5 separate regions of the Mus musculus genome follow, and regions 1, 2, 4 and 5 are each linked to region 3. A link is a loop called in an ENCODE intact Hi-C map of the cell type or tissue named here. Cell type or tissue: left cerebral cortex. All regions are shown on one strand. Region 1 holds the start of Nono (non-POU-domain-containing, octamer binding protein). Region 2 overlaps Ogt (O-linked N-acetylglucosamine (GlcNAc) transferase (UDP-N-acetylglucosamine:polypeptide-N-acetylglucosaminyl transferase)). Region 3 overlaps Taf1 (TATA-box binding protein associated factor 1). Region 4 overlaps Ogt (O-linked N-acetylglucosamine (GlcNAc) transferase (UDP-N-acetylglucosamine:polypeptide-N-acetylglucosaminyl transferase)). Region 5 overlaps Nono (non-POU-domain-containing, octamer binding protein).

Region 1 (5,000 bases), 130 kb after region 3:
CCCAACAATTGAATCTTTCTCTTTCTTTCTTTTTTCCTTCCTTTCGACCCAATCTCGCAGCATAGCCTTAGCTGTCCTGGAACTCTGTACTCCAGGTTGGCCTTTAACTCTCAGAGGTCCATCTGCCTCTGCCACCATGTCTGACCATGGAGAACTTGTTTTCTTTCTTTCTTCCCCCCCCCCCCCACACACAGGGTTTCTCTCTTTCTCTGTGTAGCCTTGGTTGTCCTGGAACTCAGAAATCCACCTGCCTCTGCCTCCTGAGTGCATGGATAACGTGTAACAACCAAATTTATTTTATTTGTTTTTGAATAAAAATCCCCATGGTGACAGATTTCAAAATCTTTCCCTTCCATGTAGTCTTCTCCATAAGTTTCCATTTACCAAGGAAGGTTAGCACTGCCCAAAGAATCTAAATTACCACTGTATACACAGCAAGTACCAAGCATGAAAGAAATGTTCCTATGTTAAATGCAATAATATAATTTTGCAGAAATAAACTTACCAAACCCTAACTACAGAGATCAGCAGTTAGGATTTCTGTCTCCTATCACGTCCTAAGATTAACCACAATGAAAGAGACTATAGCTACTGTGTGTGATATACCTGCAGACATGTTCAGGACCATATTAATCACAGGTATCTGAAATCTAAATCAAGGTCCTCTCAATTTTAGAAGAGTCAAATTACTAAATGAAAAACTGCTAGAGAAATCCAGTGTGAACTTGCTAGGCTGATATGGTTGCCTGGTGGGCGACTGTTAAAGCTGTAGAATACAATCACGGTAAAGGCGGCTGAGTTTCTTAGGACTTTTTATTTAAAAAACAATGAAGTGGACAAACATAAATTTAAGCACTAACCCCTATTAGAACAGCCATAATTAGGGGTTATAAAAACAAAACAACAACAAAAAAAAAAACCCACACCACTCAGTCACATTTTAGTTTCAGATTCTAAAAACGGTTTAGCTTAAATAACATGAAAAGTGCCCCCCAAATTAATTTCTCATCTGTAAAATCTGTATTAGTTAAGCATCCTGCACTTTACCTGATGACCCTACCTCCTGCACCTACCTTGACTTGGATTTGAACACAGCAAAGTGTCTGCCTCGCAGTCCTCACTAACCTCGACTGCTGTTAAAAACACAAAGAAAGGTGTCAGCTTACAGTAAGACGTCCGCAAAGTGAAAAATACTCGAAAGTAATGCCACAGAAAGCAACATTTTTTTTTAATTTAGAAAAGCGATGCCTACAAATGCCTAGGAAAAGCTTAAGGAGCAAGGGGTTCGGAAAAAAGGCGCGCGCGCGCGCGCGTGCAAGGGTGGGGTGGAGGGTGTTTCATGAACTTAGCACCAAAAGCCAAGGGGTCTGAACTAGCAAACTTCCCACTTTCGTTTCAAATAACAAAACAACAACAACAAAAAATCCATAGCTCCAGGGGCCCCACAGGCCCTCTAGGAATTAATGGCCTTGAAAGGCTAGGGAGGAGCATCCGACAAAGCAAAGCGCCTCCTCCTCTAACCTCGACTTCAGGGCCTTAGTATAATAGACCCCACACCCTGTGGCCCAGGGCGTTCAAGAAGCCAACAACTTAGGGCCACTAAAATTGGGGGTGAGCAGCACAAAGAGTCTGGGCAAGGAAGCAAGAAAAGCATTGGCTAATGCCCGCGGCGGGGAGCAGGGAGCGCTCTGGCCCCCATGGGTGGGCTGCGAAGGCCTTGTGCGGAGGGGGAAAGGCCTCCCGGGCCTTCGGAACCCATAGCCCGTGTGCAAACTCGGCCTCGCCCCAACCCCTCCCTTTCCAGAGTGTCGCAGGAAGCCCCACCGCATCCCTAAGCAACCAAAGAGCCATCCCCAAACTCACCCTCTGGCCACAGTTCTTTGCTCGGAGTATGGGCGACGCTGCACGGCCTCCACCGTCCCGAGAAAAGAGCGCGCGACCGCCGGAAACGAGCCGACGGAGCTCGGTACCTCCCGAGGGGGGGGGGGGTCAATTTTGGATTCCCGATTGGCTATGTGAACTGCCAGTCAAAGTTTATCTCCCGAGAAAGTCTCATTAGTCCGCCATTTCTTAACGTTTATTGGCTACCGACTGTCAAAGCCTTGGGTTCGTGTGAACGACAGATGGGGACAAAGAGCGAGGCTTCGTAGCTTATGCGCATGCACTAGAGGCGCCGAGCACAAGACGGAAAAGGAAGGGGGAGGGGGAGCCAGCAGTGGAAGGTAGGGGGTCGGAAGGAGAGGCTCACCCGGCCCTACGGAAGGACTGAAAACCTAGCGGTGGGAGGAGGAGAGAAGAGAACTTGTGCGAGAGGAAGATCGGAGCGAAAAGGGGGGAAAATGTGCACGTAGGCGTGTGCTGAGAATTTATGCACTGCGCCTGTGCAAAATTAAGACTAACAATGTCATTGTATTCTATGTGGTAGAGCTAGCCGTTTGCTACTGAAAAAAAAAAATGTGCCCCGCCATGTTTCTTTTTTTCCACACTTCCTCAAAGCGTCTACCCTGACACCCTATACAGTTTTAGTTTCCTTTCTCAGTGCTGGGTATGTTTGGGAAGTGTAACTGAAATGGACATGATTGTAGAAACAGGCAGGAGGGCAAACGATTTTGACACTTTAAGCTCAGTGATTACCCAGAACTGTGACTAGCACCATTTCCATAGTAACCAGAGAACCCGATAGGCCAAACAGACTAAGGTTCCCATCGCAGAGAGACTCAACAGGTTGGTCGGCGGTGCCTGAACCAGTATGTTGGAGGTCTTCACATCAGACCTACTCTTTATCCCATAGGAGGCCTATCAGGTAATAATAACCTTCGTTATTCCATAATGCCTAGCTCTCCCAGGCGGTTAACCAAGGATTACAAGGTTCAATAGATAGGCACCAGTAGTTAATCCTCAGTAATTAATTCATACTCCTGATGGCAGATTATCTCAATAGGCATTACCTATACCTTGTATGGGGATACAATGATATGGAACTGTGCTGTCTAATAAGCCTCTTACAATGTTGGGAAGGTTCTGTGGCACCATTCAATACAGTAGTAGAGACTAGCTATATTCTACCCAATCCACCCCGTTTGCGTGTGCGTGTGCATCAACATATGGCTACAACTTACTATAGTGGGTATATTTATCCCAATGGTTCCCAAATTCTTTGAGATAAGATAGCACATTATTATGAAAAAAGAAAATGGGGGGGATCAAGATCAGATAATGCCCTTCAGTATGAAGTTTCAGCCCTACTACTGATCTCCTATATCCACTATCCAATTATGACAGCTGTTTACTACGTATGACTGTCACAATCAAACAGAAATGATTAAGCCTTTAACTTCTGTACTCAGGAGGCTGAAAAAGGAGCCTCCTTGCCCAGAAGGCCACCCTGGACTACACAGTGAGTAGCAAGGTATCCAGTACCTAAGACTCTGTCTCAACACAAAACAATAACAACAAAATTACACATACATGTATATGTATACATGATTTAAAAGGTGAATACTTTCTAAACCATGACCCTTTCTGTTTTCAAAAAAGATTTAATGGGGACTGGAGAGATGGCTCAGCAGTAAAGAGTGCTGACTGTTCTTCCAGAGGACTAGGGTACCTACCCCAGCTCCCATTGGTGGCTGGCTGGGACTCCAGTTTCCAGGAGATCTGACGCCCTCTTCTGGCTTCTGATGGTAATACATGCATGTAGTCCACAGACACATGGACTGTTTTAATTATTTTATGTGTGTATTTTGTCTGCATGTATGTAAGTGCATGTAGTGCCTAAGGAGGACAGAAGACAATGGTGGATCCCTAGAACTGGAGTTACAGATAGCCACCATGCAAGTTTGGGAATCCAACCTAGGTCCAGTGCTCTTAACCTCTGAGCTATCCCTGAAGCCCCAGCTGTGACTTTTTGTATGCAATGATTTTCTTGGAAAAAATAGTAACACGGGGCCTGGAAAGATGGCTTAGGAGTTAAGAGCACGTACTGCTTTTGCAGAGGAGCTGCTTACATTCCTAGCAGACACATGGCAGTTCACAACTATTTGTAACTAGTTTCAGGGCATCTAACACCTCTTCTGACCTCTTCAGGCTCCTGCAGGCTTGCGATCCACAACATACATATATTCAGGCATAACCCAGTTGTGGTGTATGTCTTTAATCCCAACACTTGGGAGGCAGAGGTAGACAGTCTCTCAGTTTGAGGCCAGCCTAGTCTCAGAGTGAGTTCCAGAACAGTCAGGACCTACAGAGAAACTCTGCCTTAAAAAACAAACCAACCAGACTAGACCACCAACCAAGGAGTATACCTAAAGGGATCTTTGGCTCCAGATACATATGTAGCAGAGGATGGGAGGCCCTTGATCCCAGGGAGATTTGATATCCCAGAGTATGGGGATGCTGGAGTGGTGTGGCAGGGAGAGTGTGGGTGGGTAGGGGAGGACCCTCATAAAAGGGAGGGGGAAGGCAGATGTGGGATGGTGGGTTGGTGGAGAAGGTAACCAGGAAGTTGGATACCATTTGAGATGTAAACTAATGGAATGATTAATAATAATAAAAGAAAAAACAAACAACCTCAGATACATGCTTAAGTATGCACACACATGCTTCAATAAAATAAACATTAAAAAAAAACTTTAGCAATGGTGAATGCCTCTAATCCTAGTACTTGGGAAGCAGAAGTAGGCAGATCTCTGAGTTCAAGGCCAGCCTGGCCTACAGATGGAGTTCTAGAACAGCCAGGACTATACTGAGAATCCCTATCTCAAAACAGACAAACAAAACTAGCAAAGTTGGGAGGCTGAGGGGGCTGGAGAGATGGCTCAGTGCTTAAGAGCACTGACTGTACTTCCAGAGGTCCTGAGTTCAAATCCCAACAACCCACATGGTGGCTCACAACCATCTGTAATGAGATCTGACACCCTCTTCTGGTAGCTGTCTGAAGACAGCTACAGTGTACTTAGATATAATAATAGATAAATCTTTTAAAAAAACCTGCAAAAAAT
Region 2 (5,000 bases), 120 kb before region 3:
CTGGGATTAAAGGCGGACGCCACCACTGCCCAGCTAAACTGACTTTTAAAAAAAATTAAGGGGGAGGGGAATGGAGAGATGGCTCAACAGTTAAGAGCACTGACTGCTCTTCCAGAGGTCATGAGTTCAAATCCCAGCAACCACATGGTGGCTCACAACCATCTGTAATGGGATCTGATGCCCTCTTCTGGTGTGACTGAAGACAGCTACAGTGTACTCATATACATAAGATAAATAATCTTAAAAAAAAAAAAAAAAAGAGCCGGGGCGTGATGGCGCACGCCTTTAGTCCCAGCACTCGGGAGGCAGAGGCAGGCGGATTTCTGAGTTCAAGGCCAGCCTAGTCTACAAAGTGAGTTCTAGGACAGCCAGGGCTACACAGAGAAATCCTGTCTCGAAAAAAAACAAAACAAAACAAAACAAAAAAAGATCTGAATTGAAAGGTTGTGCAGGATTTGGCCAGAGAAAGGATAAGTTTACAGAAGCAAAAACTATATGGTGCACAGAAAGGCAAATACAAAATGTTAGCACAGTAGGTTCTCACTAAGGAGCCTGATAGCTGAAGCCAAATGACTTTAAAACCAGACACAGCTTCAAAAGAGCCAGTTCCCAATAAGCTTATCTCTTACTCTGTAAAATGGAGTGGCCATAAGACTTAGAGGAAAGGATGGGTGTCATGTATGTGATACATAATTACAGTCCTTTTACCTGTGTAGTCGCCAGTCCATTGCTAATACTGAATCCGTTAATTGTTATCTGAATCTGCCCTCTGTTAATCATTTCAATTACTGCTTCTGCAATCGTATTCATGGGAATAACGGGCATATTAAGAGCTGTGTTACTGCTGTCTGGATTGTCACCTCCATCAGGACATTTCATCTGGAAAAAAAAAATCAGCAAGACAAAAATGAACTATAAACAAAAAAAAAAAAAATCACAAATTTGATTTGCTTCAATGACAAATGCTGACTAGGTTCTGACCTTGACAATCTTCACATCGGGTAGGCTATCGAGAAATGCTTTGAGATCGATGCCATTCAGAACTATCCGATTATCATAAATGTGCCCATTGGATTTAAAATCGATGACTGCTTTTTTCTAATGGAAAAAAATTCAGACATCCCTTTTCGTAAAGGTGAATCTGGACAACAAAGGGAGGATCAAACACAGTTCTCGGGGTTTCCTCATATCATTGTTTTCTGCCTACCTTCAGGTGAGGGAACATATTAGCATGATCACCAATAAAGAAAGTATGGGGCATATAAGCCAGTTTCTCAGAATACTGCTCTGCAACTTCAGCTGGGGAAGTTTCCTGATCAGTGATGATGTAATCCATGAACAGTGCACCACTAGTCCCAGGGTAGCCCAGCCACATGGCCTTAAAAAAATACAAACAAAAACAATCAGACCAAAAGCTAACAACTGTTATCCATCCATAAACCTACCAACTTACTGTAGATATAGCAACCATCTCCCCAAAGGAGTTCTTTCAAACGAGAATCTTCATCAAAAGGCTCTCAAATTATGTATGTAAATAAATGAGAGGCTGGTTTCATTAGTCAAGAGCAATCCAGCAGCCTTTCCAAATAACTTTGTGTTAAGGTGTTCTTCAAATGTGTTAAGCAAAGGAGCTGTTAATAGAAAACCATGAAATGCCTGTTTCCACTGATATTTTACTGGTAGGCACTATGTCTACACCTAAAAATCTATCCTCGTCCATTCCAAGAACACACTTTTAAAATAAAGAATGTCTATTTTTGTTTTCCAGAGCAGTTAGCCAGATGGAGAAAACCCAAAACCCACTATCTTTTCAGACCAATAGACATTGTAAGTGATTGTTCTTTTACCTGAATAGGAGCTGGCCTAAGAGCAAAGAGCTCATTCCGAGCACCCTTGGTATACCCATTCATATTCACAAGGATGTGAATTCCATCTTGGTGGATGCGGTCGGCTGCTTTTCCATTACAAGGAATCTGTGGAACACACAGGAAGAACGATGTAGAATCTTAGATTAATACAATTGGTTTTAATAACATTAAACAGAATTTAGAGACCTAGATGAAAAAAAGAGATGGGAAAGCTAGGGCCAGTGGCTCACTCTTGTGTCCCAGCACTTGTTAGGTAGAAGCAAGAGGATCAGAAGATAAACACCAGCCTCAGCTACAAGAGACCCTGTCGCAAAAAAAAAGATGAGGGGGGGCTGGAGAGGTGGCTCAGTGGGTAAGAGCACTGACTGCTCTTCCAAAGGTCTTGAGTTCAATTCCCAGCAACCACGTGGTGGCTCACAACCATCTGTAATGAGATTTGACGCCCTCTTGTGGTGTGTCTGAAGACAGCTACGGTGTACTCAGACATGATTAAAATCTCTCACATAATCTACTGTTTACCTCTTTGAAAGAAAAAAAAACAGGCTAAGTTTGAAGGAAAAAAAAAAGGAGATGAAAACCAAGTCAGTGAACTAGGCAACATAGAGCTTAGGACTGCTATAATATCAAAGCATTGCAGAGATAGAAAATAAAGGAAGCTAAGCTTCCATCTAAATTGAATGGCTTAGTAAGTTCCAGAAAGGAGCTAGTATTTGAAATAGGCCTCAAAGATGAACAAGAGGCCAAGCACATTGTTACGAGCCTGGTAGGTAAGCATTATGACTTTGCAACCAGCTAGAGATAAATACTTAAGACTCTGTCTTAAAAAATAGACAGATAAGCCACATAACAAAAGATGACTAGAAGTTTGACATAATATAATTACAATGGAAAGTGGTATAAACAGAGGACTATAACAGACTCAGTAAGAGTGCTAGTGCTTCCTATACAAGCAAGATGACCTGAGTGTGGCTTCCAGGATCCATATAAAAAGCCAGATGTGGCCACCCATGTGCACCTCAAACCTTAGGTCTGTGGAGGTTGAAGGCAGGAGGATACAGAGTTTGCTAGCTTCCAGCCTAGCCCCAGGTTCACTGAGAGACCCAGTCTTCAGAAAAGAAGGTTCAAGAGTAGTACTGCAAGATCTCCACAGTTGACTGAGCATGTCTGGACTTCATTTTTGAGGCATGGTCTCTAGCCCAGACAGACCGTGAACCCTGATCCCACTGTCTCTGCCTCCACCTCTAAAAATGCTGAGATTATAGGTATGAGCCATAACACCCAGTTTATACAGTGCTACAAAGCAAATCCAGGGTTTCATGTATAATAGGAAAGCACTATACTACATTAACTATGTCCCCAATCCAGTGACTTATTTATACATGTGTTTACATGCAAATATATGCATACTTAGTTAGACATATTCATGTCTAAAGGTATATTTCTTTACTTGTCACCCATGTGAATAATAGAACCTACAGCAAATTAAATTCTCCCATAGGTTTCAACTTTAATTCATCACAAAATTTACAGAGTAAAGAACAGAGCCAAACACAGAAATAAAGACAACTAACCAGAAGGGCATGGTAGCACCTACCACAATCTCAGAACTTATAGAGGGCTGAAGCAAAAGGAACACTACAGAAGGCCAACCTGGTCTACATTGTGTATTTCAGGCCAGACAGGGTTAGGAGCATAGTAAGTCTCTGCCTCAATGCTCCCCCTGCCACCCTACAAAAGAATGAAACAACAAAGCTGGGGGCTGGTGAGATGGCTCAGTGGGTAAGAGCACCCGACTGCTCTTCCGAAGGTCCGAAGTTCAAATCCCAGCAACCACATGGTGGCTCACAACCACCCGTAATGAGATCTGATGCCCTCTTCTGGTGTATCTGAAGACAACTACAGTGTACTTACATATAATAAATAAATAAATCTTTAAAAAAAAAAAAAAAAAAAAGAAACAACAAAGCTGGGCGGTAGTGGCGCACGCCTTTAATCCCAGCACTCAGGAGGCAGAGGCAGGAGGATTTCTGAGTTCGAGGCCAGCCTGGTCTATAAAGTGAGTTCCAGGACAGCCAGGGCTATACAGAAAAACCAAAAGAAAAAAGAAAAAAAAAAGAAAAAAAAGAAAGAAACAACAACAACACACAAACATTCTCAGAAATAGGTAAGGCAACTTTCTACTACTGTGTTGTTTTATTTTTAATGAGATGGGGGCCTCACATAGCCTTTGCTTTCTTTGAAAGAAATCCTCATCTTCTTAACACCCAAGATGTATTTCCTTTTTAAACTATTTATTCTTTTATTTATTCAGTAGGGTTTTGTTTTTGTTTTGTTTTGTTTGTTTTTTCCTAGACAGGGTTTCTCTATATATAAAACTAAAAATCTTTTAGGGGAAAAAAAAAATGGAAGGATCAGAACGATCACAGTTTTACCTGAGAAAGATCAATGAAATGATTGGCTTCCGCCATCACCTTCACTCGAAAGTTTGTACCATCATCCGGGCTCAAGGCATAGCAGAATACCTGAAAGGCAGGGAGGGGACAGTGTGCTCAATAACCTTTGCTCCAACCTTCTCAAAAGGAAGTGAAGTTAATGCTGAAGATGACAGGGTAAAGCCACCAAAAAACCCATTCTTACCTCAAACTTATCAGGATTATGCATGCCTGGAATAGACTGCATAAGGTGTGAAGTAGGGTGATTCCCGAAGTCAGAACTCACATAGCCTACACGCAATCGGCCATCACTGAGCTTCAAGTCTTTTGGATGTTCATATGGTGGTTTATGAAGGACATTAATCTAGCAGCAGAATAAATGGTCATTAGGAAAATCAAGTCATGTGTAAATGTTTTATCTAAAAAACCGTTAGAACTGAGACTGGTGATGAAGCGCAGTTGGTAGTGCGCTTTGCCTAGCACATATAAAGTCCTAGTGGTTCTGATGCCAGAACCACATGAAAAGCAGGCATATGGTATCCCAACCCTCAGGAGGCTGAGGCATATGGATCGCTGAGCCTACACACTGGGTTACCAGCCATCCAGTATCATGTAGTGAGACAAAACAACAACGACAAAAACTACATGAGCATGTTGGTGCACCCCTGAGACCCTGTAATTGTGAGGTAGAAATATAAAG
Region 3 (5,000 bases):
ATGGCCCAGAACATAGGAGATAGATATAGAATTATCAAAAGTTTGAGGCCAACATACCCCACATAGCAAGTTCGAGATCAGCAGGGCTATCTCATTCCAAAATAGAAAAATAGTATCTGAGAGCGGGAGATAGAGTTAGTGATTTGCATGTACAAAAGCATTATTAGTTCAAAATATAGCATGTCTAGGAAACGTCCATATTCTAGCTTAAACTTTAAACAGTACTGAATGAATATAACATACTTGTTCTGTAGGTCAAAGATGCGCTGACATTCCTCTTTGTAACGTTCTTGATGCTCAGCCACTGAAAACCTTGATCCACGAGCAAATTTACTCATGGGCCCCTCTCCAGAGCGAGCCTGTTCTGTTGACATTGTACGTACCACATCAATAACTTCCCAGCGGGACAACTTTTTAATCTGAAAGAAACACAGAACTACACATATGTAACTCATTCAGGGATGTTAAAGGACAAAACAGGGCCATGATTAGAAACCGAAAAAAAAAAAAAATCAAAGCCTAAAAGAAGTTTCACAAGTTTTGGTAAAGCCTCTACAGCATATGAAGCTCCAGACGATTCTTTCTAGCTTCCTACCTTTTCTCTCTGCATACAAAACCTCTTACCAGGAGTTTTCCTCTTCTAAACCTACCTCCTCCTCAGGCACACCAAATTTACGAAGAAGCTGCTTGGCATTTTTCAGAGACAGGCGACGAAGGTCTGCATCTGTTCCTGTGACTGTCTTTTTCACTGGCTGAGGCTCTTTATCATCCTGTCTCAAACAGAAACAAATAAAAATCTGAAGCTGACCTCCTAACAGTAAGCATCTATGACATTGTGGTAAATGAAGCACGTCCAGGCCCTCCACTCTATTCATCGACTGCTCAACCCTCAGTCCTTCCATTTTGATTTCTAGACTCTCACCTTCTGTTGTGTCGGTTTGTTTGGAATCTTCACATAGGAGAACCCTTCACCACAGCCTGTAGGATCTGCTACTCCAGTCACCTCCAGGAGACATTTGCCCTTCATGGCAGCAATGAAAGCCCTTGTAGTATTCCAAGGAGCAGTACGAACCTGAGATAAAGGAAAGGATTCTCAGGGTAATTTTCATGATTTCTTAAATTATCAAGTTAAATGTAGTGGCTATCCAATGCCTGGCTCTCTTCTATGGTACTTATATCATGATATTAAAGAGATACTCAGAGTGTAACCAGGATAAGAAATATGAGGAAACAATGATGTTCTTCACTCCACTTTCCATAAAACTTCAGAAGGTAGTGTTGTACCCACACTCATGATGCTCACAGTTAAAAGGACATCTGTATTTGATTGTCATGGCTCCCTTATTTTGATTTTTTATAATAGGGTCCCTAGACCAGGTTGCCTGAAACTCCCTAGGTAGTAAAGCTTATCCTTGAATATCTGATCCCCCTGCTTCAAGAGTGATGGGATTACAGATCTCACTAGCCCAAAACCTTCTTTTTAAACAAGATAACAAGAAGCACTGATTTAAAAAGTGTTGAGGGCCAGAGATGGCTCAGTGAGTAAAAACATTTGGTGTACAATCACAAGGACTAGAAATTGGATCCAAGCACCCACATAAGAAGGCCCATGTCCACAAATACCTAAAACTCCAGCTCTAAGGGATCTATGTGATCCCCTCTTTTGTACCCTGTACACAGGCACACACACATACAAACACAAATAAAAGTAAATCTTTAAAAGTTTTCTTTGAATTAATGAAAGTACATAGCTGGGTATGGTGGTACACACCTTTAATCCAAGTACTTGGGAGGCAGAGGCAGGCAGATTTCTTTGAGTTCTAGGCCAGCCTGGTCTACATATAAGTTCCAAAACAGCAAGGATGACATAAAGAGAGACCCTGTTTTGAAAAGAAAACAAAAGAAAAGGAATGAGACGAGAAGAGAAGAGAAGGGAAGGGAGGAAGGAGGAAAGGGGGAGGAAGGAGGAAAGGGGGAGGAAAAAAGAAAAAAAGGGAAGAAAAATATAATGCAGACTGGAGAGATGGCTTAGCGGGTAAGAAAGCTAACTGCTTTCAGAAGACCTGGGTTCAGTTCCAAATGCCCACATAATGTAGCCATCTCTAACTCCGCCTACAGAGAAATCCAATGTAGCTGATCTTCAATAGGCACCTATACTCACCTACATTTTAAAGATTTATTTATTTATTTAATTGTATATGAGTACATAAAATACTCATTTATTGAAAGAACATAAAATTGGATGTGTTGGGAGGTTCATCAGAAGATTTGGAAGGAGTTTTGAGAGGGGAAAGAATACAATCAAAATATATTGTGTGGAAAAAGGCAATAAAAGAAAAAGAAATTTCTAAAAGAGGGAAGCTATTACTCTCTTCAGACACACCAGAAGAGGGTATCAAATCTGTCACAGATGGTTGTGAGTCACCATCTCCACCATGTGGGTTGCTGGGAATTGAACTCAGGACCTTTAGAAGAGCAGCAGTCAGTATTAATAGCCACTGAGCCATCTCTTCAGCCCCAACACACACCTACTTATGTGCACATACCCACACACAGACACACAGACACATAATTAAAGACAAAAAATTTCAAGATGGGTAGTGGTGGTACATGCCTTTAATCCCAGCACTCAGGAGGCAGGGAGGCAGGAGGATCTCTGTGTTCAAGGCCAGCCTAGTCTACAGAATGAGTTCCTGGACAGCTACACAAAGAAGCCCTGTTTCAAAACAACAACAAATCAACCAATCAACCAACCAACCAAACAAACAAACAAGTGTTGCTGGGCATATTGGGATGTCTGTACTTTTAACACTTGGGAGACAGAGGTAGGAAGATTTAAAGTTCGAGGCCAGACTGGATTATAAAGCAAGATTCTGCCTCAGAAAATAAAAATAATTTGTAAAATCTTACTTCATCATCAATCTTCATCTGGAAATCTTCTTCATTTTCTTCCTCAGGAGCAAAAAAGGACTTCTCTCCATAGCCAGCATCCTGAAAGAAGACAATTCTATGCATAAATAAGGTCAAAGGAAAAAACATATTTTCTCCAAAAACAGTTTTGCTGAATACCAAATCCAAATATAAAATACCAAACCATATTCTGCATAGAAAATAGATCCTGCATTTTTAATGTATATATTCCTGTTGAGCACCCTTGAGATCGTTGAGCTCCTAGAAGATATGCCAGACTCCAAGGAATTTGCTGCATTAGTTCAGAGGCAGAATGCTTGTCTAACATGTGCATGGCCCTGGGTTCAAACAAGTTTTTTTCTAGAATCTTTTAAAAAATAATTTATTTTTATCTTATGTGCATTGGTGTTTTGCCTGCATATATGTCTGTGTGAAGGTGTCAGATCCCTGGAACAGGAGTTACAAACAGTTGTGAGCTGCTGTGTAGATGCTGGGAATTGAACCCAAGTCTTCTGGAAGAGCAGCCAGTGCCCTTAACCATTGAGCATCTCTCTAGCCCTCAGACAAAAAACATTTTCAAGGAACTTATGTGGATGTGTGAATAGCTTAGGACCCATTTTAAAACCAAGCAATCTAAGCTAAAGAGAAAGAAAAATTCTCACTACAGAATTTCTCAGTTGGACTTTTTCTGTTTTGGCCTTTGTGGTGGTTTGAATGAAAATGGCCTCCATAAGCTCACAGGGAGTGGCACTACTGGGAGATGTGGCCTTATTACAGAAGGTATGGCCTTGTTGGAGAAAATCTGTCAGTGGGGGGTGGGCTTTGAGGTCTCAAATGCTGAAGCCGGCCCTAGCGTCACTCTGTCTTCCTGTTGTCAGCTAATTTGGATGTAGAACTTCACGCTACCTCTTTAGAGCCTGCATGCTACCATGTTTTCTGGCATGTTGATAATGGACTAAACCTCTGAACTATAAGCCAGCCCCAATTCCAAGTTGTCCTTTATAAGTGTTTCCATGGTCATGGTGTCTGCACAGCAACAGAAGCCCTAACTAAGACAGCCTTATAAGCCACACTTCCAGCTATCATCTCTGCCTCCCCGGGAAGCTGCAAAGCCCTTTTCCTGCTTGTTTTACAAAACAGTCATCACTCAATTGTGCTATCATTTTTAAAGGAAGGCAATATGATTTAAGTTCCTCACTGAGCGTCACATTGCCACTTAGCTATACTGTAGCTTTCCTTAGAATCCATACACACACAAAGTACCTCATACAGTTTAAAATGTTGAATAACTGGTAATAATCTAGTAACTATAATCTCTACAGAATTGTCTTCTATCTTTCTGAAAAGAAATTTAGGCATAAGCAGTGCCTGACAAGAAGAGGCTCACCTTTAGTCTCTGTTCAGCAGCTATCATGCTATAATAAGCACAGCACTGTTCTGGGGATACCATAGCTCGGATCTCCTCTTCCGTTGGTAAACGAAAATCAGACTTCAGCACCCACCAGTTTGAATCCATCCCTGGAAAAGATTCAGGGAAAACTGTTCTGAATTCTAACACCCAAAAGTAACAGTATAGTTACCTGACACTTAACCATGAAATGCCCTAAATATGACTAATTTAGAAACCTTGCTGTCAGGTTTCTTACATCTTATGTAAGACATGCAAATACTCACTTGGACTATACTAGCAACCAATTATCATCAAATTATCAAAGTCTCTAGTTACAAGGTTTGGTACCTTCTCTTACAACCATCAATTTCTATTCTATTAGTTATAATTTCTTTTAACTGACTGTCATAATTCTTTAGGAGTACAAGAGCATCAGAGAAGACAAGAAGTCACACTGAGGACCTGTACGTTTGAAGTCGGCACAGAGCTTTAGCCTCTTCCGGATGCTGCTTTCTGAATGTGAAGGAAAGGCTTTCTTTATATCTTCCATCCGTATCCTCCGTGGCCTATCTTTACTCTTCCAAAAGAGCCGGTAAATAAAAACCTGTCCAATAAGCCAAATACATTTTATTACATAAAGGATAAAAGCTCTTACCAAGGTGCCTTCTCCAACTAAGCTCAGATGTGTTTTCATCGTTCT
Region 4 (5,000 bases), 110 kb before region 3:
AGGCAGAGGAGGCAGAGGCAGGTGGATCTGAGTTCCAGGTCAACCTGGTCTTACAGAGTAAGTTCCAGGACAGTCAGGGCTACTTAGAGAAATCTTGTCAAAAAGAGAAAGAACAAAAAGATGCTGAACTGGATTTGGGTGGGTGGGGGGATAGGCGTCAATCCTATGCAAAGATATACAGGCAATCTAAGTGATACTAAGAGATTGAGAGAGTCTTCTGTAGAGAGTCTGTGAGAGTCTTCTGTAGGGAAGAGCACACCAATTGGTTATCCGACACCAAATGGTCAACCCTAAAAACATACACACAAGTAACATTATGCAGGTTGTACAAGTTATATTTAGAAATATATATGCATATAAATACATATACATATATGTGCGTTACAACAATTCATGAAAAAGGTGGCCATGGATTTGAGAGCAAGGAGGTATGGTTTATGGGAGGGTTTTGGAGAGGCAGGAAAGAGAAAATGATATAATTATAATCTCAAAAATGAAAATAGAAAGAAAGCAGCTCTGAGTTTCTTACCGTATGGCTTCTTTATAGTGCATCAGTGCTTCCTGCAGCTTGCCCTGCTGTTGCAGTACACTTGCTAAATTGGAATGTGCAGCAGCAAACTCTGGGAAGACCTACAGAGTTCCGATCACAGCGGACATTAAATAGCAGAAAGAATCTTCCTTTACCTCCCACAGCCCTGAGTACGTCCCCATGTATCCCAACTTCTCTCCGCCTTTTCTAAGTCTAGTAGCTCAAATTCTACAGCTTCTCCATTTTATACCAATCTTCATTTCAAACGAGAGGTATGCCTCTCTTCCTGTTACTCATGCTGAGTAATGCCACTTTTATCAACCTCCACACCTACTAACCACTAGACACAGGCCTGAGTTCTTCACTGCACTAGCTTTACTTAGCTTACTGGTCAATCTTTGTGCAGATCTCACCTATGCATAATGAGCTCAATATAGGGGTGTCTTACATGTCCACAGGACCTTACATCAATAATGAATGATCCTCTTAAAGAGGTGAATGGCAGCTGAGCAGTGGTTGGGCACACCTTTATTAACCCCAACACTTAGGACTCTCTGGGTTTGAGGCCAGCCTGACCTACACAGTTGAGTTCGAGGACAGCCAGGGCTACACAGAAAACCCCTGCCTCAAAATCCAAAACTAAAACCAAAAGTAAAAATAAAATAAAAATCAACCCAGAGGTGAATGGCAGGCAAACAACTGCTTTCCCTCTATTGTCACACAGGCTAGGCTAAACCCTCCAGCCACGGCACTGAACATACTTCTAATGCTTTGCGATACAGGCGAACTGCCTCTTCAATGTTGCCCTGTTCCCGTTTGATGTTGGCAAGGTTATTCAAAGAGTCTGCATGAGTAGGACACAGACGAAGAGCTGTGTTATAACAATCTTCTGCTTCAGCAACCTGGAAAATGAAACAAACCATTCAGAAACTACACAGAAGAATCAAAGAGACCACTGTTATTCTAGTAATTCAAGTAGGTGCATCATTGAGTCTAATGGTTGGGAACACACCAGAAAACAGACACTTTCCAGTATCCTCCTGCCCAGCAAACAACACTCCAAAGGAAATCAATATAACCATCTCAGTACTTAATATGTACATCTCAATACTTAATATGTATGTAATATGAATGAAGACTCTTCTTTTCTACCACATAACAAGGAAGTAAAAATAAGGCAAAATCCTTACACTGCCCTTCTCTTTGAGAGCATTTGCTAGGTTGCAGTAAGCATCGGGGAAATGGGGTTGCAGTTCGATAGCTCTCCTGTAGGTATCAATGGCCAGGTCTATTAGGCCTTGCTCGTAGTACACACAAGCCAGGTTGCCGTGCACCACCGCATGATTTGGGCTCAAACTTAAGGCACGAAGATAAGCTGCGACAGCTCTGTGAGGAAACAAAAACAAACACATATACACAAAGTGCAACTAATTAAACATATTATTATTAGTGTTTCTGATATGTGTACAGGTTGCCATGGACCACAGTGCACAAGTAGAAGGCAGCTTTGTGAAGTTGGTTCCATTGTGGGTTCCAGGGATCAAACTCAGGTCACTGGCTTACACTTTTACTCACTGAGCCATCTCGCCCAACTAACCTTAATAGTTTATTAAATGAAATGCCAATTAATTTTAACTAATGAGAATTAACTTGATATGATTTATTATATATCAAAATCTCATTTTTAATAAAATATATTTTTTGTGGTGCTAAGAACTGAACTTAGGGCCTCATGCATGCTAAACAAGGGCTCTACCACTGAGTAAAAATGGTTGACCCTGCGTTTTTATTTTGGGATATGTTGGGTTTTATTTTTTTGTTGTTGTTTTTTCTTTTCTTTTTTTTTTTTAAGATTTACTTATTTATTATATGTTAGTACACTGTAGTAGAGGCACTCCAGAAGAGGGCGTCAGATCTTGTTACAGATGGTTGTGAGCCACCATGTGGTTGCTGGAATTTGAACTCCGGACCTTCGGAAGAGCAGTCGGGTGCTCTTACCCACTGAGCCATCTCACCAGCCCCTTGTTTTTTGTTTTTTTTTTTTAAGATAAGATTATTTACTGTTCAGCTTTAGCTGGCCTCCACCTCTGAGCAAGCCTCCTCCCTTGGCCTCTCAAGTGGTAGTATTACAGGTGTGAGCAACTACAACCAAGCCCAGGATGGTTTTTGAGAAAGGTTCTTACTCTATCAAGGGCCTGGCCTTGAACTCACAGCAATCCTCCTGCTTCAGCCTCCCAAGTGCCAGACTATAAAACATATTTTCAGAGAAAAACATTTGTGTGTTCCTGCTCGGCTTTCCTTTAACAACAAAAAAGTTACCAAAGGCTGGAGAGCTGGGGAGAGCTGACTCAGTGGGCAGAAGCACTGGCTGCTCTCCCAGAGGACCCTGGTTGGAATCCTAGAACCCACATGGCAGCTCACAGCCATGTATAACTACAGTCATGTATAACTCCAGTTCTCGAGTATCTGAGGCCTTCTCTTCTGGCTTCCCAACATGGCCAACAGATACATACGCAGGTAAAACACCCATACACATAAAGTAAAATAAATGAAGTGGCTGGAGAGATGATCAGTCGTTAAGAATTTTTGGTGTATTTATGAGTTTAGATCCCTGAACCCACCTAACAAGCTAGGTATGGCCATGTAAAAGCATGTAGCCTCAGCACCGGACTACAACAGGAGATCATTGAGGTATACTGACTGGCAACCTAGCCAAAAATGTAAACCCTGGGTTCAAGGAAAGAATGCCTCAAAGGAATAAAGTACAAAATGATACAATGGGGACAGACACCAATGTTCTCTTCAGGACTCCCATGTGCCATTCACCTGCACACACCTGTACATACAACACACACACACACACACACATACACACACATAAATTAGAAAAGCTGATTTTAGGGGGCTGGTGAGATGGCTCAGTGGGTAAGAGCACACCCGACTGCTCTTCCAAAGGTCCGGAGTTCAAATCCCAGCAACCACATGGTGGCTCACAACCATCCGTAACGAGATCTGACTCCCTCTTCTGGAGGGTCTGAAGACAGGTACAGTGTACTTACATATAATAAATAAATAAATCAAAAAAAAAAAAAAGAAAGAAAAAAAGAAAAGCTGATTTTAAATAAGAAAGTCAAAAGTCAAGTTTTACTTAGCTTTCTTAATCAGATCAAGAAAACAATTCAGTCCAAAAGGTAATCATATCTAACAGTTTTATAATAAAGGAAATTTCAACTGAATTAAGTGTAAGGATAAAAGCATTCAGGAAAACCAACAAGAAAAGTCACCAAACTGTGAAATAGAGTGTGACGAAGCAGGAGGGGAGAGCACGCTGATAAATGTCCTTCTGGAAGCTATTGCCACATTTTAGTCCAAACTAGAAAGACAAGGAAATTGATCAAACATAACATTCTTACCTGTCAAAAATGCGTGCCTCTTTCAAGACATTTCCTAAATTGATATAAGCATCCAGAAAATTTGGGTCAAGGGTGACAGCCTAAAATTAGAAGACAGTCAGTTAGAAAAAGATAGGATTTTATCACATTAACTTCTCATTCAGCTTTTATTCTGAAGTAATTTTAAATATCCAATTACATTTTGTTTCTAGAATAAAACTCAGTTTGTGGGGCTGGAGAGATGGCTCAGCAGTTAAGAGCACTGATTGGCTGGTTGGTGGTGGCACACGCCTTTAATCCCAGCACTTGGGAGGCAGAGGCAAGTGAATTTCTGAGTTCGAGGCCAACCTGGTCTACAGAGTGACTTCCAAGACAGCCAGAGCTACACAGAGAAACCCTGTCTCGGAAAAAAAAAAAAAAAAAAAAAAAAAACAACAAAAAACAAAACAAAATAAAAACAAACAAAACCAAAACACTGACTGCTCTTGCAGAGATCCTGAGTTCAGACCTGCCTCTACCTCCCAAGTGCTACTATTAAAGGCTTGCGCTACCATATAAGTATTTCTAATGCTTGGCCCTATTGTCTTCAGTTAATTTAACTCTTCTAAAAGATAGTGGTAGAAACAAGCAGTGAGCTCTTAAGTATGTATGTTCCTCTACTCCATACACACAGCTCAGCAAGTCCTCAGTAAGATATGTAATTAGAGTTGGAACATTAAGCCAAGTATGGCAAAAACCTGTAATTCAAGCAGCTGGGAGGTCTAAGTAGGAGCATGCAGTAGTTCAGGTCACCATCAGCTACACAGTAAGTTTGTAGGCAGCCTGGGGCTCTCTGAGACACTTTTACAAAATAAGCAACTGATGTTCTGGCGCTGGGGAGTAGTAGCTCAATGGTAGAATGCTGGGCTAAGGCCCTAGAAAGATAATCCTCTAGAATAGTAAATGCAAATTTAACTAAAACACTGAAAGCTTTTCAAATATTTTAAAGATTCCTAGAAACACTTCTTTTACATAGATAACAAACAAGTCTCTATTAGATAAAGATGTGACAAATTTAGCTTAGATTATCTACAGTCGTA
Region 5 (5,000 bases), 110 kb after region 3:
TACAGTAGAATCTATCTCTGCAGGTTCTAGCTCATCTAAGGTTTCTTCCCACTACAGGCCATTTCTACTTAACTACTCAAGTCTCCTCCTGACTGTTAGGAGACAGGCAACCAAGTCTGTTTAGAGCTCTAATGGAGAACCCTGAGAGGAAAGGCAGGCTTTACTAGTTACGGCTCCAGTCAGTCATCCATCCATCTTTATTTAGCTTTCTATCCACATTTTACATACAACTGACATTTCGAGGTTGCATAGGTTCTAGCCAATTTCTTTTTCATGAGCCAGGAAAAACAGACTATTGTTCTTTAGGAACCTTACATCTATCCAGTTTTGGCCCATTCCATTTTGACATTACAACCAGAACAACTTCAGGACTTTATGAAGCACAAGGCCCTTGGATTCACATCTGTTATATATACATCATAATATCTAACCTTCCTTGACTTCCCCCATGTAAAGAACAACCTGCTGGCCAGACATGGTGGTATATGCAATGGGAGGGAAGAGGCAGGAGGACTGAGGCCAGCTGGTCTAGACTACAGAGACCCTACCTTAACAAACAAAACCCAAACAACAAAGCAACTTGTTTGGGCTGGAGAGATGGCTCAGCGGTTAAGAACACTGACTGTTCTTCCAAAGGTCCTGAGTTCAAACCCAGCGACCACATGGTGGCTCACAACCACCTGTAATGAGATCTGATGCCCTCTTCTGGCATATCTGAAGACAGCTCCAGTGTACTTACATATAATAAATAAATCTTTTTAAAAAAGCAACTTGTTTACAGAGGATAGCAATAACTAACAATTAATCAGATCACAGTCAGAGGCTATAGTTTAACCCCAAGGCTAAAACAGCATATACTAGATTTTCTCAAGAGTAAAAACTGAAAGACCAAGGATATGGGATAGTGGGACAACACTTGTTGCCTAGCATATATCACATCCTGTCTTCAATCATCTGCACCATTTTATGAATACCAATAGTCAGTCCTGAAGATCAGCATCTGTACCAAAGTCAGAGGGAGGAAATGCTGAGAAGATAGCTTAGTTGGGTAAAATGCTTGTTCTGCAAGTTTGAGGACTCAAAGAAGGGGGAGAGGGGCAAGGCATAGTGGCATGTATTTGTAATGGCAGCAGCACTGGGGAAACCAGAGGATTCCTGCGGTTCACAGACCAGTCAGCCTAGCCTAACTGGCAACTTCAAGGCGGCATTATGCTCATGTCATTTATTGCTCAGATGGCACCTGAGCAATAAATGAGACAAGCAGCTGACCTCTAGCTCACCTATATGTACACGTGTACACACACACACACACACACTAGACATCCCTGAAATTTATTACCAATCCAAGGGTTCCATCTGGCATCATAGTGGCAGGTCCTGGAGGAGCTGGAGTACCAGGTGGCACAGGAGCAGGGGGCATCGCGCCTCTATTGTTTATGCCCATAGCACCTAAAGTAGAGTAGTATGGTCACTATAGGGGGAAAACATTAACACTCTCTTCCCCTACCAAAGGGAGCAATTCAGTATGTAGTCAATCCCCTACGCCCAGCCTATAAGCCCTAATATTCTTGGAAATGTGATGTCATTTAAATTTAGACTAGGTGGAAGCTCTATAACGCAGATTAAGAAAGAAGAGAAAGGGGCTGGAGAGATGGCTCAGCGGTTAAGAGCATGTCTGAAGGTCCTGAATTCAAATGCCACATGGTGGCTCACAACCATCAGATCTGATGCCGTCTTCTGGAGTGTCTGAAGACAGCTACAGTGTAGTTATATATAATAAATAAATCTTAAAAAAAAAAAGGAAAGAAAGAAAAAGAAGGCTCTGCAAGCATGAGAATCCAATTAAAAACCCAGTCTGCACATCAAAAGCTGAGCATTGTGGCTCAAGCTTTTAATCCCAGCACTTAGGAAGCAGAGGTAGGTGGATCTCTTTAAGTTAAGATCAGCTTGGTCTACATAGTGAGTTTCAGGACAGCCAGGGCTACACAGTAAGAACATGTCTCAAAAGAACAAAAAAAGAGCTGGGCAGGGCTGTACATGCTTGCTACCCCTGGTTTTGAGAGGCAGAAACAGGCAGATCACAATAACTGGCCAGCCAACCTAAAAACCAAAACCAAAACCAGACAGGCAGTTCTTTGGTTCCTGGATACTTGCTGCTCTCTACTTTTTAACTACCTTTTATTCCCACCCCCAAAAGGCACCAGAACTATTTCATTCTTTCTTAACTCCTTACCTCCCATAGCCATTTGGCCCATCCGTATCTCTTGTTCTCTCTGAAAAACAATATACACTCAACACAGTCCAAGACACCATTTACTCTATTACAATGCACTGATGACAACAAAGGGAAGTAAACAGTGATGACATACTAATGCCCTCTTGCTATTTGTACAGTGATTTCAGGTAACAAATTATAATTTTCTATTAGAAAATTATATTAGAGGCCACAGGAGGAAGAAATAGTTAACTTCTTAGAGCTGCAAACCATGTAATTACAAGGGTAGCAGTACATTAGCAGAAGTCTGCTCCAGGACTCAAATTTCTCTTATCATCACTGGAAATAAGAAACAAAGTAGTCCCGGATTTCCATCCTAAATTTGTTATATATGGCAAGAGCTCTCTCTCCCTCAAACCTTACCTCACCTACTACCAACATTTTTTTCCTAAAAGGAATTTCATAATATAGAAAAGTTGCTCATAACCTAATACCCTTACAGACATTTCATAATCTTATATGATGACTGGCCTACCACATCATAGGCACATGGGAGATATACCGCATCAGGGAAGGTTCCCTTGAATCCTTCCTGCTGTCGGCGCATCATTTCCTCTTGCTGTCGCCGCATCTCTTCCTCACGGCGCCTGCGTTCCTCTTCCTGCCTATAGAATCATCAAGGTATTTTAAGATAAGACATACCGGAAAAATGAGTAGACCAGTTGAATAGGAAGAAGATTAAAAGCTAGCACAGCTTGCCAAGAATAAGGGCAATATTCAAAGAAATTAAGAGACCAGCATTGAGTTCTTTCTCTTTAAGGAAGCCCTTAGGCAATTCCTAGAACCAATGCAGCTCTAAGTGAATAAAGGCATTTGCTATTAAGGCTAATGACAAGTTTAATTCCTAGGACCATTTGATGGAAGGCCTCCACACATTGTGGCATGAAACCAGGCCCAAAACAAATAAATAAATGTTTAAAAAAAAAGTTACCTGAGTTCTAACTGCTTTCGCTTCTGAACCTCTTGGTTATGCAGCTCCTCCATTCTCCGAAGCTCTTCTTGACGTCTCATCAAATCTAGCAACAGATTGAGAATTTTGAACTCTCTTTACATATATACAATTTCCCATAAATATCCAGAAAGCAAAGATGCCAAGCAAGATACAAGATATAGTCAGTCTGGAAGAGGAAACCTTGATTGGCCAGTGGATAAGCCTACGGTGCAATTTCTTGGTTGATGTGGAAGGGGCCAGCTCATGGTGGGTGGATGAGCAGGCATGGTGGTACACACCTTTAATCCCAGCACTTGAGAGGCAAAGGGCAAAAAGGCAGGCAGACCTCGAGTTCAAGGCCAACCTGCTCTACAGACTAGTTTCAGGATAGCTAGGGCCACACAGAGAAACCAAGGAAACCAAGCCACAAACAAACCCCCAAAAACATCAACATCCAAAAATAAACAAAGGGGGGGATGGACAAGCCCTGGGTAACAATCTAATCAACATTAGTTCCTGCCTTAGCGTCTCTCAGTGACCTAAATTTTAAGATAAAATAAACCTTTTTCTCCTTAAACTGCTTTTGGCCATGCTTCGTGTATTATCACAGCAACAGAACCCTTAACTAAGACAATATATAATCCCAGAAGGATCATGCAAGTAAACTCAAACTTAACCATTTCTTTCTTCATTGACTCTTCTAGTATTCTATACCCATCTCCAAATTCATCTCCCTACTAGGATAAACAAAGTATTTCAGGGAATAAAAACAGAGACTTTGTCTTTTTCTACTAAGAAATAAAGAAATTACTGAACAAAACTGGTATTTGATATGTATTCCACTTTCCCTACTTACAGGCCTCTACTCACCCTGCCTCATTAGCATAACCTGGTGCTCATGACGTGCAGCCTCCATCTCCATCTCCAGCTTCTCACGAGCCTCCTTGATGTTCCGATCCACTTGATCCTGCTGTTGCTTCTCCATCTCAATGAGTGCCTTCCAGCGCATGGCATACTCATACTCAAAGGAGCCAGGTTGTGCAAATCTGGGTGGCTGTTCTCTCTCCCTATAGACAATACACATTATGTATGATAATACTTTTGTCCAAGATTCCATAGAATCACTCTCTTTTAAAGGCCAAGCAAACACAGGTATACAGCAAAGACATGCCTCTTTTAACCACCCCTTCAAGTTTCAAGAACAGAAAAATAACTACGGGATGAAGTGTAAGACAAATATGTTAAGGGTCTGGGTTCAACTACCAACACCACATATATAAACACACATCCCACCCCTCCCCAGAAATGTATAAAAGTCAACTACTGGACCACACACTTGTGGAATTGCTGGTTTTTTATAACCAGTTTCTCTGGAAGTCCCTCTTCATCATCTAACTGGTCCATAGGCTCCACAGTCACAGGCCGAGGAAATCTGGGTGATAGAAGAAAGTTAGTGTTAATGAGGCCATACCCTAACAAGTATGCTCCCGACACCTGACATTGGCACGAGGAACTACTTAGGAATAAGACTGGACAACTATCATACTTTAGACAGGAAATGAGAAGTTGGCAAGGATTCAGACTGTAAACTGGGCCAGTCTGAGGTTAATGACACTCCTGCTTTAGCCTCCCAAGTACTGGCTGGAATTATGGATATGAACCACCACATCTAAACATATTTCTAAAGAATTTTATACCTAGCCCCAAGTAATCGAGTCCCTCTTACCAGCATTATGAATAATTTGGGGATAACAGCCCAGATGGAGCCAGGTTTCAGATCTCTGTAATAGTCTC

The links. A loop is a pair of places that touch in the nucleus more often than their neighbours do. Peaks named below come from ENCODE experiments on the same cell type or tissue, not always from the same donor. Only the 100,000 strongest peaks of a DNase experiment are listed, where the experiment ranks them.
Region 1: a loop joins it to region 3, with 3 times the contacts of the local background. A loop is called at or near these places in 5 of 42 quality-filtered maps.
Region 2: it touches region 3 in a loop (4-fold over the local background); 28 of 42 quality-filtered maps call a loop at or near these places.
Region 4: a loop joins it to region 3, with 2.9 times the contacts of the local background. A loop is called at or near these places in 29 of 42 quality-filtered maps.
Region 5: a loop joins it to region 3, with 2.4 times the contacts of the local background. A loop is called at or near these places in 8 of 42 quality-filtered maps.

Annotation. Positions count from the first base shown.
Region 1 is chrX:101,426,626-101,431,625 of GRCm38, reverse strand. It overlaps Nono (non-POU-domain-containing, octamer binding protein), which reads right to left and starts at 1,975. Exons shown (of 12, transcript NM_023144.2): 1 at 1,864-1,975; 2 at 1,074-1,133. In left cerebral cortex, CTCF peaks have their summits at 2,073, 2,272 and 3,659 (motif pointing left); DNase peaks (open chromatin) are centred at 2,093 and 3,759; H3K4me3 peaks cover 2,024 bases; H3K27ac peaks cover 1,451 bases.
Region 2 is chrX:101,669,421-101,674,420 of GRCm38, reverse strand. Ogt (O-linked N-acetylglucosamine (GlcNAc) transferase (UDP-N-acetylglucosamine:polypeptide-N-acetylglucosaminyl transferase)) reads right to left here. Exons shown (of 22, transcript NM_139144.4): 13 at 4,506-4,664; 14 at 4,301-4,390; 15 at 1,848-1,973; 16 at 1,208-1,378; 17 at 982-1,098; 18 at 709-879. Among named protein-coding and RNA genes, the nearest start is that of Gm52429, 24 kb to the left of the region's middle. In left cerebral cortex, a CTCF peak has its summit at 2,311 (motif pointing left); no DNase peak of the experiment used is centred here.
Region 3 is chrX:101,552,594-101,557,593 of GRCm38, reverse strand. Taf1 (TATA-box binding protein associated factor 1) reads right to left here. Exons shown (of 39, transcript NM_001290729.1): 16 at 4,763-4,904; 17 at 4,298-4,428; 18 at 2,911-2,991; 19 at 923-1,072; 20 at 651-770; 21 at 244-419. Among named protein-coding and RNA genes, the nearest start is that of Taf1, 22 kb to the right of the region's middle. In left cerebral cortex, no CTCF peak of the experiment used is centred here; a DNase peak (open chromatin) is centred at 2,474.
Region 4 is chrX:101,660,274-101,665,273 of GRCm38, reverse strand. It overlaps Ogt (O-linked N-acetylglucosamine (GlcNAc) transferase (UDP-N-acetylglucosamine:polypeptide-N-acetylglucosaminyl transferase)), which reads right to left. Exons shown (of 22, transcript NM_139144.4): 6 at 3,943-4,022; 7 at 1,720-1,915; 8 at 1,291-1,431; 9 at 530-630. Among named protein-coding and RNA genes, the nearest start is that of Ogt, 23 kb to the right of the region's middle. In left cerebral cortex, no CTCF peak of the experiment used is centred here; no DNase peak of the experiment used is centred here.
Region 5 is chrX:101,442,568-101,447,567 of GRCm38, reverse strand. Nono (non-POU-domain-containing, octamer binding protein) reads right to left here. Exons shown (of 12, transcript NM_023144.2): 6 at 4,543-4,638; 7 at 4,077-4,273; 8 at 3,207-3,291; 9 at 2,778-2,880; 10 at 2,234-2,273; 11 at 1,340-1,449. Among named protein-coding and RNA genes, the nearest start is that of Itgb1bp2, 4.0 kb to the left of the region's middle. In left cerebral cortex, no CTCF peak of the experiment used is centred here; no DNase peak of the experiment used is centred here.